Regions from separate parts of the Homo sapiens genome. Here region 2 is linked to region 1. Evidence: chromatin contacts called from ENCODE Hi-C or POLR2A ChIA-PET data. All regions are on one chromosome and are shown on one strand. The core of a region is the stretch at or near the end of the contact, and the rest is flanking DNA. Distances in the headings are between cores, read along the strand shown. Region 1 holds the start of GJA8 (gap junction protein alpha 8). Region 2 holds the start of LINC02806 (long intergenic non-protein coding RNA 2806).

The links. A loop is a pair of places that touch in the nucleus more often than their neighbours do. ChIA-PET counts read pairs that join two places held with the same protein, here RNA polymerase II (POLR2A).
Region 2: a map with no recorded cell type shows a loop between it and region 1 (3-fold over the local background). The contact joins the promoter of LINC02806 here to the promoter of GJA8 in region 1. A Hi-C loop is called at or near these places in 2 of 37 single-sample maps with no recorded cell type. POLR2A ChIA-PET finds 5 or more read pairs at or near these places in 2 of 52 experiments (PC-9 and activated naive CD4-positive, alpha-beta T cell).

The regions. Positions count from the first base shown.
Region 1 is chr1:147,899,014-147,904,919 of GRCh38, forward strand. It overlaps GJA8 (gap junction protein alpha 8), which reads left to right and starts at 3,782. Exons shown (of 2, transcript NM_005267.5): 1 at 3,782-3,848.
Region 2 is chr1:148,274,648-148,280,553 of GRCh38, forward strand. It overlaps LINC02806 (long intergenic non-protein coding RNA 2806), which reads left to right and starts at 4,621. Exons shown (of 2, transcript NR_187239.1): 1 at 4,621-4,884. LINC01731 (long intergenic non-protein coding RNA 1731) reads right to left here. Exons shown (of 5, transcript NR_183739.1): 2 at 591-727; 3 at 208-330.

The DNA of each region.
Region 1 (5,906 bases), core at 2,532-5,031:
TGCATATTGAGTCTGTGTCCCATAACTGGAGGCACCCGGAGCCATGGAAAACACATGGGCTTGAGAGCTATGCCACAACCTTAGGGTGTCATTTCAACTCTAGCCTTGGTTTCCTCATCTATAAAATAAGGGCTGGGACCAATGATCTCCTCCAGTCTTTCCCAGTTCTGACATTTTCCCTGTGGAAGTGGGGGAGTGCGTAACCTTGGTCAAAACGTACTTAGAAACAAACCAACCCATGGCCCTGGGGCACAGGACATAGCCACACTCAGATCATAGCAAATATAACCAACAAGTGAACAGGCATTCACAGCATCACATAGGTTAGATTAGCAGCCACCATCTGTTTTCACAAAGCAAAAAAGGCAGTGATTATTATCTCTATTTCACAGATGAGAAAACTGAGGCTCAGAAAGGCTAAACAAGCCACCCGCACACAGGAAGCAGAAGAGCCACACTCAAAGCCAGGTCTTCCAATGGCAAATTCCACAGACTTTCCACAAAGAACTGCCTCATTGCTTTTGAAATGCACCCTGGGCCAGGTGCAGTGGCTCATGCCCGTAGTCCCAGCACTTTGGGAGGCTGAGGCAGGCAGATTGCTTGAGCTCAGGAGCTCGAGACCAGCCTGGGCAATACGGCAAAACCCCATCTCTACAAAAAATACAAAAATTAGCTGGGTGTGGTGGCCTGCGCCTGTAGTACCAGCTACTTGGGGGGCTGAGGTGGGAGGATTGCTTGAGCCCAGAGGTGGAGGTTGCAGTGTGCCAATATCAGGCCACTGCACTCCAGCCTGGGTGACAAAGCAAGACCTTGTCTCAAAATAGAAAAGAAAGAAAAAGAGAGAGAGAGAAAGAAAGGAAAGAAAGAAAGGAAGAGAGAGAGAAAGAAAGAGAAAGAAAGAAAGAAAGAAAGAGAAAGAAAGAAAGAAAGAAAGAAAGAAAGAAAGAAAGAAAGAAAGAAAGAAAGAAAGAAAGGAAAAACGAACCCTGGTAGGAGAATGCCACCATTAGATTATCCAAAATGTCAATAATCTAATAATCTATAAGATTACAGAATATAAAATTGGAACTTACATTTGAATGTGGTTATGTCTCCTATTCTAGACATTTACTTATTTATCTCAAATAATGCAATACAGACACCCTGGGAAGACATCCCTCTGAAAGACCTGAGAAAGTGATTCTTGGTAGGAATAGACAAGTCATCTCTCAATGGTAGCTAAGGTGAGCCTCTTTCCCGATCTCTTTCAAAACTTTCCCCAAGATATACACGACTGAGTGTTTATATTTTCAAGGACTTCCCAGCTACAAACAGAAGAACCAATAACAAAGATAACTTAATCAATTGGGTACTACGAGTAGAGGAGTATCTTCTTTGTTAACAGCGTAAGAAAACAAAGAAAGTGCTAAATTGAAAAGCTAGATTTGTCTAAATCCGAGAGACTATAACTGGTTCAGAGCCTTGTTGACAGCCCCGTTTTTCTGGATTCAAATGCATCCTCTACTACCATCTCTCACAAAATGATGATGAGCGATGACACCACCCACTACATTAGCCAAGTTGGACTGGGAAGCCTTGGATAGGGAGAACTTCATTTTAAAGAGAAGCTTTGTAGATTCTTTTCTCTTCATAGGACTATATCAGGGAGAGCGCAAGCTTCAGGAATCAGCATGTACTGAATATTCCCAAAGAAAGAATGATTGGATTTTTTCCCCTCATCCTCTGACTTCTTACCTTATTGATATTGCAGGGATCAGCCTTGACCATCTATTTTTAACTGAAGGATTTGCTATAGGGCATTGTCCCAGTCAGTGTGGGCCCTCAAACTTGGGAGTTCAAAAGAAATCAGACATCTAAAGTAAACAAGGTTTTGGGCTAGTGACCATTTTATTTAAAATGGAATTGGGGACTCACACAACATTGGTACCATCCTCCTTCAAACTGCCCCCATCAAAATGCAATATGTCCATGACACCAGAAAGGACAGGAAGGGGGGGTGGGGTGGTGAAGCCAGTGCTTAGATTTTTTTTGTCTAGTTTGCCCTCCAAGTTGTCTTCAATTTAGTAATCATACATTGCAGATTTCATAAAACAATCTAAGTTTCAACTATTTTTGCTCCATTGTTTTCACGAATAAACTTGTAGGATAAAATGCCCCTATTTTTGGTTTGGAAATGTAGTCAAAATAACCATTTTTTATACTACCAATAGTCAGTCCCAGATGATGGGACGGGAGTGGGCCTCAGAGAGCATATGTCCATGCCCTCCAAGCATCATTCCTCATTAAGCCACATTAGAATTTAATCCAAGAGCCTCCTGGTGAGCAAAACCATCATATCCCCATTTAACAGATGAAGGCACTAAAGTCTAAAAATGTTAGCTGACATTGATTGAACTTCCGCTACTCAAAAGTATATGTAATTATAAGTGAAACGTGGTGAGAAAGGCTATTACTTTGACAAATGGCACCAGAATTCTTTGGAGTGTTAAGGCTCCTTTCAAAGAGGGAGACCACCCTGCTGAAGGTTTGTTTGTGTTTCTTTTTTATTGTTTTGATCTTTTTAGAAAGCTCTTTCCTTTTATGTTTAGTTGACACATAATAATTGTACGTATTTGTGATACACAGTGATATTTCAATACATGTATACAATGTGTAATGATCAAATCAGGATAATTAGCATATTCAGCATCTCAAACATTTATCATTTCTTTCTGTTGGGAACAATCAAAATCCTCTCCTCTAGCTTTTTGAGACTATACAATAAAATAGTTAACGGCCAGGCATGGTCGCTCATGCTTGTAATCCCAGCATTTGGGGAGGCCAAGGCGGGCAGATCGCCTGAGGTCAGGAGTCTGAGGCCAGCCTGGCCAACATGGTGAAACCCCGTCTCTACTAAAAATAGAAAAAAAAAAATTAGCTGGGCGTGGTTGTGGGTGTCTGTTATCCCAGCTACTCAGGAGGCTGAGGCAGGAGAATAACTTGAACCTGAGAGGCAGAGGTTGCAGTGAGCTAAGATCGTGACATTGCACTCCAGCCTGGGTGGCAGAGCGAGACTCTGTCTCACACACACACAAAAATATAAAAATTAAAATAATTAATTAATTAATGTTAACCATATTCACCCTACAGCACTGCAGACCACCAGAACCCATTCCCCCTATCTAGCTGTGCTTTTGTATCTATTAGCAACATGCTCCCCATCCTTCCTTCCGCCACTACACTTCCCAGCCTCTAATATCCACAATTCTGCTGAAGGCTTTGAGAGACAAGAGCAAACCACCAATAAAAAATGAAATATGGTCCTTTGGAAAGGACCAACCACTCTTGGTGTGACTCAGGGCAGAGGGATTCACACAACTGACCACTTACTGTCCCTACATCATTAAGATTCTCCCAGCTGATGATAAGGCCTTGGGAAAATGCCCCTAGGCTCATGCGCTCTGGAGAGACGCCAAAGGTTTACTGATGTACAGGCCCAGTCTGCTGCTAAAAGAAACTTTGGGAGGCACAGAAGCCCCAGCTAAGCTTTCACACATCAGCTTTCCCCATCCTCCTCCCCTCAGTGCCCAACACAGCTCTCCCATTCTCTCACTCCCATTGTTTCCCAAACATCCCTCCCTTCATAAAAGCTGTCTGGCTGGGAGCTTAAAATATTGCTGGACAGTAAAACCTACCCATCAGGGCCAATCCAGTCATATCTGCTCAGTCGTGCAGCACAGTAGGGGCGGGGTAGAGAAGTGGGAGGTGGGCTTTTAGGCAGCAAAGGAAAGAGACGAAAGTTGCCATTTTGCTGCTGAGCGCCAAGAGAGAAAGAGCACATATTTCTCCGTGGGACACTCCTTGTATTGGCAAGTTTTCCTTGGGTGATATTAGTTTGTAACCTTCCCCCCAATTGTTCTTTCTCAGCCTAATCTAAGGGCCATATATAGGCTTCTCCAAAAGGAAAAAGGTTGCCAATAAGATTCAGTCTTGGGCTGGGATGGCTAGACTTACACTCCAACTCTGAAAACCCTCTTCAAGTTGACCTAAGAACTGGCAGAGGTTTGGAAGGGAGAGGAATGCTGGAATAATCAGCAGGATGGGGAAACAGAGATGTCCAAACTCAAACTACAATTTGACTTCTTAAGCTCTTTTCATGTCTACAGGAATCCACAGGGACCTAAACCAAGTATTTGATATTTATGAAAAAGTTTTGTGCCCTTTTCACTCAAATTCTACAATAGAAATAATAGTCATAATTACTGAATGCTGTGGGGGTAGCGGAGGCTTCGTGCTCAGCATTTTCCATGTTGGAGCATTTAATGGAGCACAGGAAGGGATCTGGCTAAGGACCATAAAATTCCTCCTAGGAGCAGGTTCTGTTGTCTATCTATGAGAACTGCTGGCTAGTGGCTGTTCTAGAAACTAGAAAAGAGGCACTTTCCACCTGGTTACCAACCAGAGTGGTAAGTGGCCATTGAACGCTTTGGATAACTTATTAATGGATGTATATGTGTTATTCTGCCTCTTCAAAACCAGAGGAGGGCTATGCTGTAATGGGCTTAGATCTAGAAGACCAGGGCTCACAGCCTAGCTCTGCCCTCACTAGCTAAGCCCCCATCTTGGAGACTCATTTCACCTCCCAGCCTGTCTTTTTGTCTGGTAATGGGGATTGATAATGCCAAGTTCACTGGTTCTCAGACATCCATCTGGGGATCTGTCAGTTCTAGCTCAAGATGAAGGTTTCCACAACCTGTGACCAAAATGTGACAATGATAAAGTTAACAATGTAGTAAATGTTTCACCAAGTTAAGTGTGTTCAATTTAAAGGCTTGTCTTTTATTCTGAAGTTATGTCCTCTCCAGTTTTGTGGTGTTAAAATCCCCTTTTATGAAATGATGATGAAAATAGACTGTAGTTGTAGTTAGTAATTTAATAACTCTTTTTTTTTTTTTTTGAGACAGAGTCTCGCTGTGTTGCCCAGGCTGGAGTGCAGTGGTGTGATCTCAGCTCACTGCAGCCTCCACCTCCTGGGCTCAAGCAATTCTCCTGCCCCAGCCTCCCAAGTAGCTGGGATTACAGGTGCCCCACCACCGTGCCCAGCTAATTTTTGTATTTTTAGTAGAGATAGGGTTTCACCCTGTTGGCCAGGCTGATCTTGAACTCCTGACCTCAAGTGATCCTCCCACCTCGGCCTCCCATAGTGCTGGGATTACAGGCATGAGTCACCACGCCCAGCCAATAACTCTTATTTTTATGTCCTTGTTTGGCAAAATAAGGAGTTGGTATCCTTATGTTGGTCACACTAGTTTGTTATTATTATACTAGTCTGTGAAATCTAAGTCTGAGAACCACTGGCCTAGTTCACAGCTTGTTATGAGGACTGAAATAAGATACGTGAAAATGTATCACTTAGATCAAGGATACCCAAACATAAGGTGTTATTTTAATCATTACCTCTAGCCATCATTTTCTGGTGGGATGTTCCTGGCCATATATGGACACCCTGGGGTTGGAGGCTTGAACTCTATCCATTTATTTTCCATCTGTAATAGGTCTGTTCACTAAATTTTCACAAGCAAAATAAAACAGAGAATTATCTCTGAGAAAGAGAAGAGAAATAGTCTTCCTTTGGTTCAGATTTCTCCCTGCTCCCACAGAACGCTTTGCTTCTCTGATCTGACTTCCTTTAAATTTTCACTGTTAGAAGTCAGGAAACCAATACATTTCCCTTCGCAGCTCTAAAGTGTCTCTCCTTAACAGCACAGTAGGCCTGTTTCAACATCATGGGGTTGGAAAGATTGTGTCCTAAATTACAGTTTCTCTCCTTCAGTTATCACAAGAAACTGTAACTAGACATTTAAAAAAAAATACAATCTTAGCATGGCGGCTTAGAGTATAGAAAGACATGGGCTTGTTTGGCTTTG
Region 2 (5,906 bases), core at 3,371-5,870, 380 kb after region 1:
TGGACAGAAGATTTTCCTGGTGGAGTGTAAAACAAACTGGGGTGATAGAAATGAGTTCTGTGGACGTGCTGCTCTCCACTTGGGGCCCATCCTTCATTTTGCCGAGACCACCAAAGACTGGGCCTTCCTGGACAGGAGGGGTTCCTCCCCACACGCCTCCCCTTGGGCCCCAGTCCCCCACCACTGCGTGTGTCCGCCCAACCCTACAGCTTCTCTCCTTTCGGGAATGTCATTTCTTGAACCGCACTCCATCACAAGATGTGGTCCAATGGTCTATCCAAGGTCCAGGCAGAGAATCCGTGATCAGGTGACTCTTTGTATTGCAGGGATCTGACAGCAGAGACAATAAAAGTAGCACCAGTTTTAGGGCCAAATATGCAGAAACGCAGAGACCAACCAGACCCACTGGCTGCTTCATAGACTGTCTCTATAAAGTCCCTGCTTAGATAAATTCCGCTCCAGGGCCGGGTACACCCTGTAAGAGGCTGGTGGATTATGTGAGGTCAGGAGTTCAAGATCAGCCTAGCCAACATGGTGAAACCCCGTCTCTACTGAAAATAGGAAAATTAGCAGGAAATGGTGGCACAAACCTGTAATTAGAGCTACTTGGGAGGCTGAGGCAGGAGAATCGCTTGAGCCCAGAAGGTGGAAGTTGCAGTGAGCCAGGATTGCACATATTGCACTCCAGCCTGGGTGACAGACCGAGACTCTGTCTCAAACAAACAAACTAACAAAAATAAATAAATAAAAGAAAGATAAATTCAGCTAGGGAAAGAACCCGAGGACTATACAGTAGCTTCCATTTTTTTTTCTTTATTAGTGTGGCTGTGACCTCTTTGAGGGTCACAATTACAGTAAGTAAATGTAAAAACCACAGGGCACAAAGACAGGACCCTGCATTTGCCAGAAATGGAATCCAGGTCTCCCGGGTGGGAGGTGTAATTTCTACCACTGAACTGCCAGTGCCTCCTGACCCTGAGCTCTGCAGCCTTGGAAACAGTTAAGACACAGACTTGGGGAAAGGAGTCAAGATTTTCGCTGTGTTCTCTTTGATGTGACTAACAAAAAAGACACCCAGAGCAAAGGCTCGCAGTGGTGATTTGCATCAGGCAACACCACAAAGTTATGGCTTCACATTAAAAGAGCTGACTTGAAAAAGCCTTATTCTGAGTAGGCTCTGTGCAACTTGATAACAAACCTCTGTAGGAAAAATCAGAAATTCACCCAGTTTCTTGTCTCTGGTCCTGTATCCAGTGTGAGCCTGTGGAAAGTTCTTGCCTCGCTTGTTGATGTCTTCTCTTTGCCTCCCCATTGCTTGGTGCCTCTCAAACCCTTTCCTCCCAACCTTGACAGGAACATCAGTACTTTCTCCAAAAAAGGCTGTCAGAGAACAGGGACCCTGGTTTGGAAAGCTGAACTCTTGGGACTATGCCTGGGATACTCCAGGAGACCAGGGTGATAATTGAACTTCTCTCCTCCTACACCTCTTTTGAATTCCTGGAAAAGGCCTGGGATTGGATCTTGCTTTTAACTTCTTATGCCTTACAGAGACCTAAGCAAGAGCGAAGAAATGGACATTTCACTCCCAGATTTCTTCCCTTCACCTCACCCTGGTTGGCCACCCAAGGAGGCCAGTTCAGGGAAAAACAGTTCCATTTGATTCTAGGTAGATGCTAGGATATTACTCCTCTAGCTAACAGAAAGTGTTCTTTTGTTGTTTGCTTTTGTTGGATATTCATGTTTTCACTCTCATTCTTTTGTTTATAATGAGCATGGTACAGATTTGCACTGCTCTTTTTGTTGTTGTTGTTTGTTTTCTTTCCTTTTTACATTTTTTATTTCCAACTTTTCTTTTAAGTTCAGGGTACATGTGCAGGATGTGCAGGTTTGTCTTATAGGTAAACGTGTGCCATGGTGGTTTGCTGCACCGATCTTCCCATCACCCAGGTACTAAGCCCAGCATCCATTAGCTACTCTTCCTGATGCTCTCCCTCCTCCCAACCCCCACCCTCCAATAGGCTCCAGTGTGTGTTGTCCTTGCTCCCCAACCCCATGTATCCATGCATTCTCATATTCAGCTCCCATTTATAAGTGAAAACACACGGTGTTTGGTTTCCTGTTTCTGCGTTAGCTTGCTAAAGATAATGTGTACTGCTTTTGACCTGGCACCGTCGTTCACACCTGTAATCTCAGCAATTTGGGAGGCTGAGGCGTGTGGATCATGAGGTCAAGAGTTCGAGATCAGCCTGGCCAATATGGTGAAACCCCCATCTCTACTAAAAATACAAAAATTAGCTGAGCACAGTGGCGCGTGACTGTAGTCCCAGGTACTCGAGAGGCTGAGGCAGAAGAATCACTTGAACCAAGGAGGTGGAGGTTGCAGTGAGCTGAAATCATGCCACTGCACTCCAGCCTGGTAACAGAGCTAGACTGCGTCTCAAAAAAAAAAAATGTATATATATGTATATCTCCCTCCTATACAATATATACGTATATATATATATATATATATATATATAATATAATGTGCACTGCTTTGAATATTTAACCCTTTTCTGCCCATTAAACCATTAGAGCTGGCATTTCCTTTTCTATCCAATCTGAGAGACTTAAATCCATTATAATTCACAGCAGTTAGTGTTACATTGGAGATGACAGGCACAGTTAGTCTCATTCCCACCACCTCATTGTATGATTTCTGTGTTTTGGCTTTGTTTATAAAATCTCTTCCTGCCTTTCTTAACTAGACTGGTCTGTCTGGGTAAATTTTCTGTTTTTCTGTAGTGTTTTTGAAATTCCATGTCCCTGATTAGTTAATATATTTTCTTAGATCTCAGGTGCACAGGGAGAAGGTAATCATGTACCTTAGCTCAGGGCACATTATGGTGGCAGCTCTGAGCAAGGCACTTACTGTCTTTCCTTCTTTTCTCTGTTTATCCCACTCCCATTTCCCTGTCCACTTCCAGAAACACGTTCTGAGGAGTTTAGTATATGCTCTTTTATCTCACACTTTCTCTGCATATTTCAATAAGGGGATGTCTTTGGAAGACATACATTGTTCTTTGAGGATGGAGGATATTAAAACAACTTTAAAGTTTGAATTGGTTTCCAAAAACCCATTCCATCCTCTTTACTCCATTCTGTGTACTATCTTCTCAACTTTTCTATTCAAATAGAAAAGTTTGTGTATAAATTTGGGGAGGAAGAAAAGAGTCAAGCCAATGTAAAATGGGCAAAATACTTGAACGGTGTTTGTTTACCAAAGAGAATTTCTTAATGGCCAAATTGCATAAGAAAGGATTCTTGGCATTATTACTCATTCAGGAAACACAAATTTAAAATGCCATGATACTCCATAACACACCCATCAGAATGGGTAACATTTAAGAGACAGGGAAAGCCACTGGCTTATAAAAATGCAGAGCAACTGTAACTCTTGTTGCTGGCAAGAGAATACAATACTGTAAACAAACAGATGCCTGTAATCCCAGCAGTTTGGGAGGCCGAGGTGGGCTGATCCCTTGAGCTCAGGAGTTTCAGACTAGACTGGGCAAGATGAGGAAAACTCATCTCTACCAAAAAAATTCAAAGAATTAGCCAGGACTATAGGTGTGCCTGTAGTCCCAGCTACTCAGGAGGTTGCAGTGGGAGGATTGCTTGAGCCTGGGAGGCAGAGGTTGCAGTGAGCTAAGATTACACCACTGAAGTCCAGCTTGGGCTACAGGGTGAGACCCTGTCTCAAGGAAGGAAGGAAGGGAGGGAGGGATGGTGGGTCCAGGTGCGGTGATTTACCACTGTAATCCCAGCACTTTGGGAGTCTGAGTCCAGTGGATCACAAAGTCAGGAGATGAAGATGATCCTGGCTAACACAGTGAAACCCCCATCTCTACTCAAAATACAAAAAATGAGCTGGGCGGCATGGCACATGCCTGTAGTCCCAACTGCTTGGGAGGCTGAAGCAGGAGAATCACTGGAACCTGGGAGGCGGAGGTTGCAGTGAGCCGATATCATACCAAAACCACAATATCAGAGATGATAAATTCGCTGGATGGGATTAACAGCAGATTAGATGTTGCAGAAGAAATGATCAGGGAACATGGAATCATGAATAATTGAAAATATGCAAAATGAAACTCACAGACAAAAGAGATTTTTTTTAATGAAAAGATTATCAGTGAACTGTAGGGCAGACTTAAGAGGTCTAATTTTTGAGTAATGGGAGTCCCTGAGAAGGAGCAGGGAGGAAAGGAAACATTTATTTTCTTTCTTTGTTATTTTTCTTAGGAATGGGGTCTCAGTATGTTGCCCAGGCTGGTCTTGAATTTCAGGCCTCACTCAACACCTCCCGACTTGGCCTCCCAAAGGTGTGAGCCACTGTGCCCAGCCAATTTCTGAAGAAAAATAGCTGGAAAGTTCCCAATCATAACAAAAATTATAAATCCAGTGACCCAAGGAGCTGAGGAAACCAAAGCGCAAGAAACATGAATAAAACCACTCCTAGATACATCATAATAACATTGCTCAAATCTGGCCAGAAGAAAAAGACATTGTACATACACAGGAGCAAAAATGAGGATTGCATCAGCTTCCTTTCTGCTCTTGCCGGCCTCTACCAGGAGCAGCAATGCACACGAGCAGACAGAGAAGCAACATCTTTAAGGTACTGAGGGCAGGAGAAGTTAATGTAGAATACTATGCCAGAAAAAATAAATTCCCAAAAGTGGAAGTGAAATAAGGACATTTAGAGATGTACAAAAGCTGACCGAATTCACTACCAGTCAACCCACACTACAAGAAACATCAAATGAGTCCTCCAAGCAGAAGGAATCCAATACCAGATGAAAATCCAGATCTCCACGAGGAAATGAAGAACACCAGAAATGGGTAACTATACTAGGTATTTTTTTATTTTGTAAATTTCTTTTGTAAAAATTTGACCATTTAAACAAAAGCAATAACAATGGGTTGTGGTGTTTATAACATGCGTAAAAGCAAAGTGCATGTCAGCTATAGCGTCAAGGCCAGAAGGTGAGATATAATATCACTTGAAAGTTGACTGTGATAAGTTAAAAAGGTTTGCTATAAGCCCTAAGGGAATTACTAAAATAACAAAAGAAAGAGTTATAGCTAATAAGCCAACAGAAGAGAGAGAATAGAATGATATAAAAACTTTATGAACAGTATGATAGAGTAATTGTTCTTCCTATAGTAATTGCACCTCTAGCCTAAAGAAATATTTAGACCAGTGGCTGAAAATGCCCGTACAAGAATGACTAGAGCATTATATGTAATTATAAAAAAATCACAGAACCAATTTAACCTCAAAAGCATATGGAAAGGGCTAAATGAATGACAGTTAAAGAGAGAGAGAGAGAGAGAGAGGGAGAGGGAGAGAGAGAGAGAGAGAGAGAGAGAGAGAGAGAGAGAGAGAGAGAGAGAGAGAGAGAGAGAGAGAGAGAGAGCGGCGCGGTGGCTCACTCCTGTAATCCAGCACTTTGGGAGGCTGAGGCGGGCGGGTCACAAGGTCAGGAGATTGAGACCACCCTGGCCAACATGGTGAAACCCCGTCTCTACTAAAAATACAAAAATTAGCTGGGTGTGGTGGCGCGTGCCTATAATCCCAGCTACTCAGGGGGCTGAGGCAGGAGAATTGCTTGAACCAGAGAGTCGGAGGTTGCAGTGAGGCGAGATATCTTGCCACTGCACTCCAGCCTGGCCACAGAGCGAGACTCCATCTCAAAAAAAAAAAAAAAAAAAAGAGAGAGAGAGGGTTCCCAGAATCCTAGCGGACCTTGATTTACGTCCTCACGTCCTGCGCGACAGACGGAGGAGAGGAGGGTAAAGTTAGTCTCCCTCTGCCTTTCCATGATACCATGTGCTGGATAGAAGAAAGTTGCCAGCGGTTT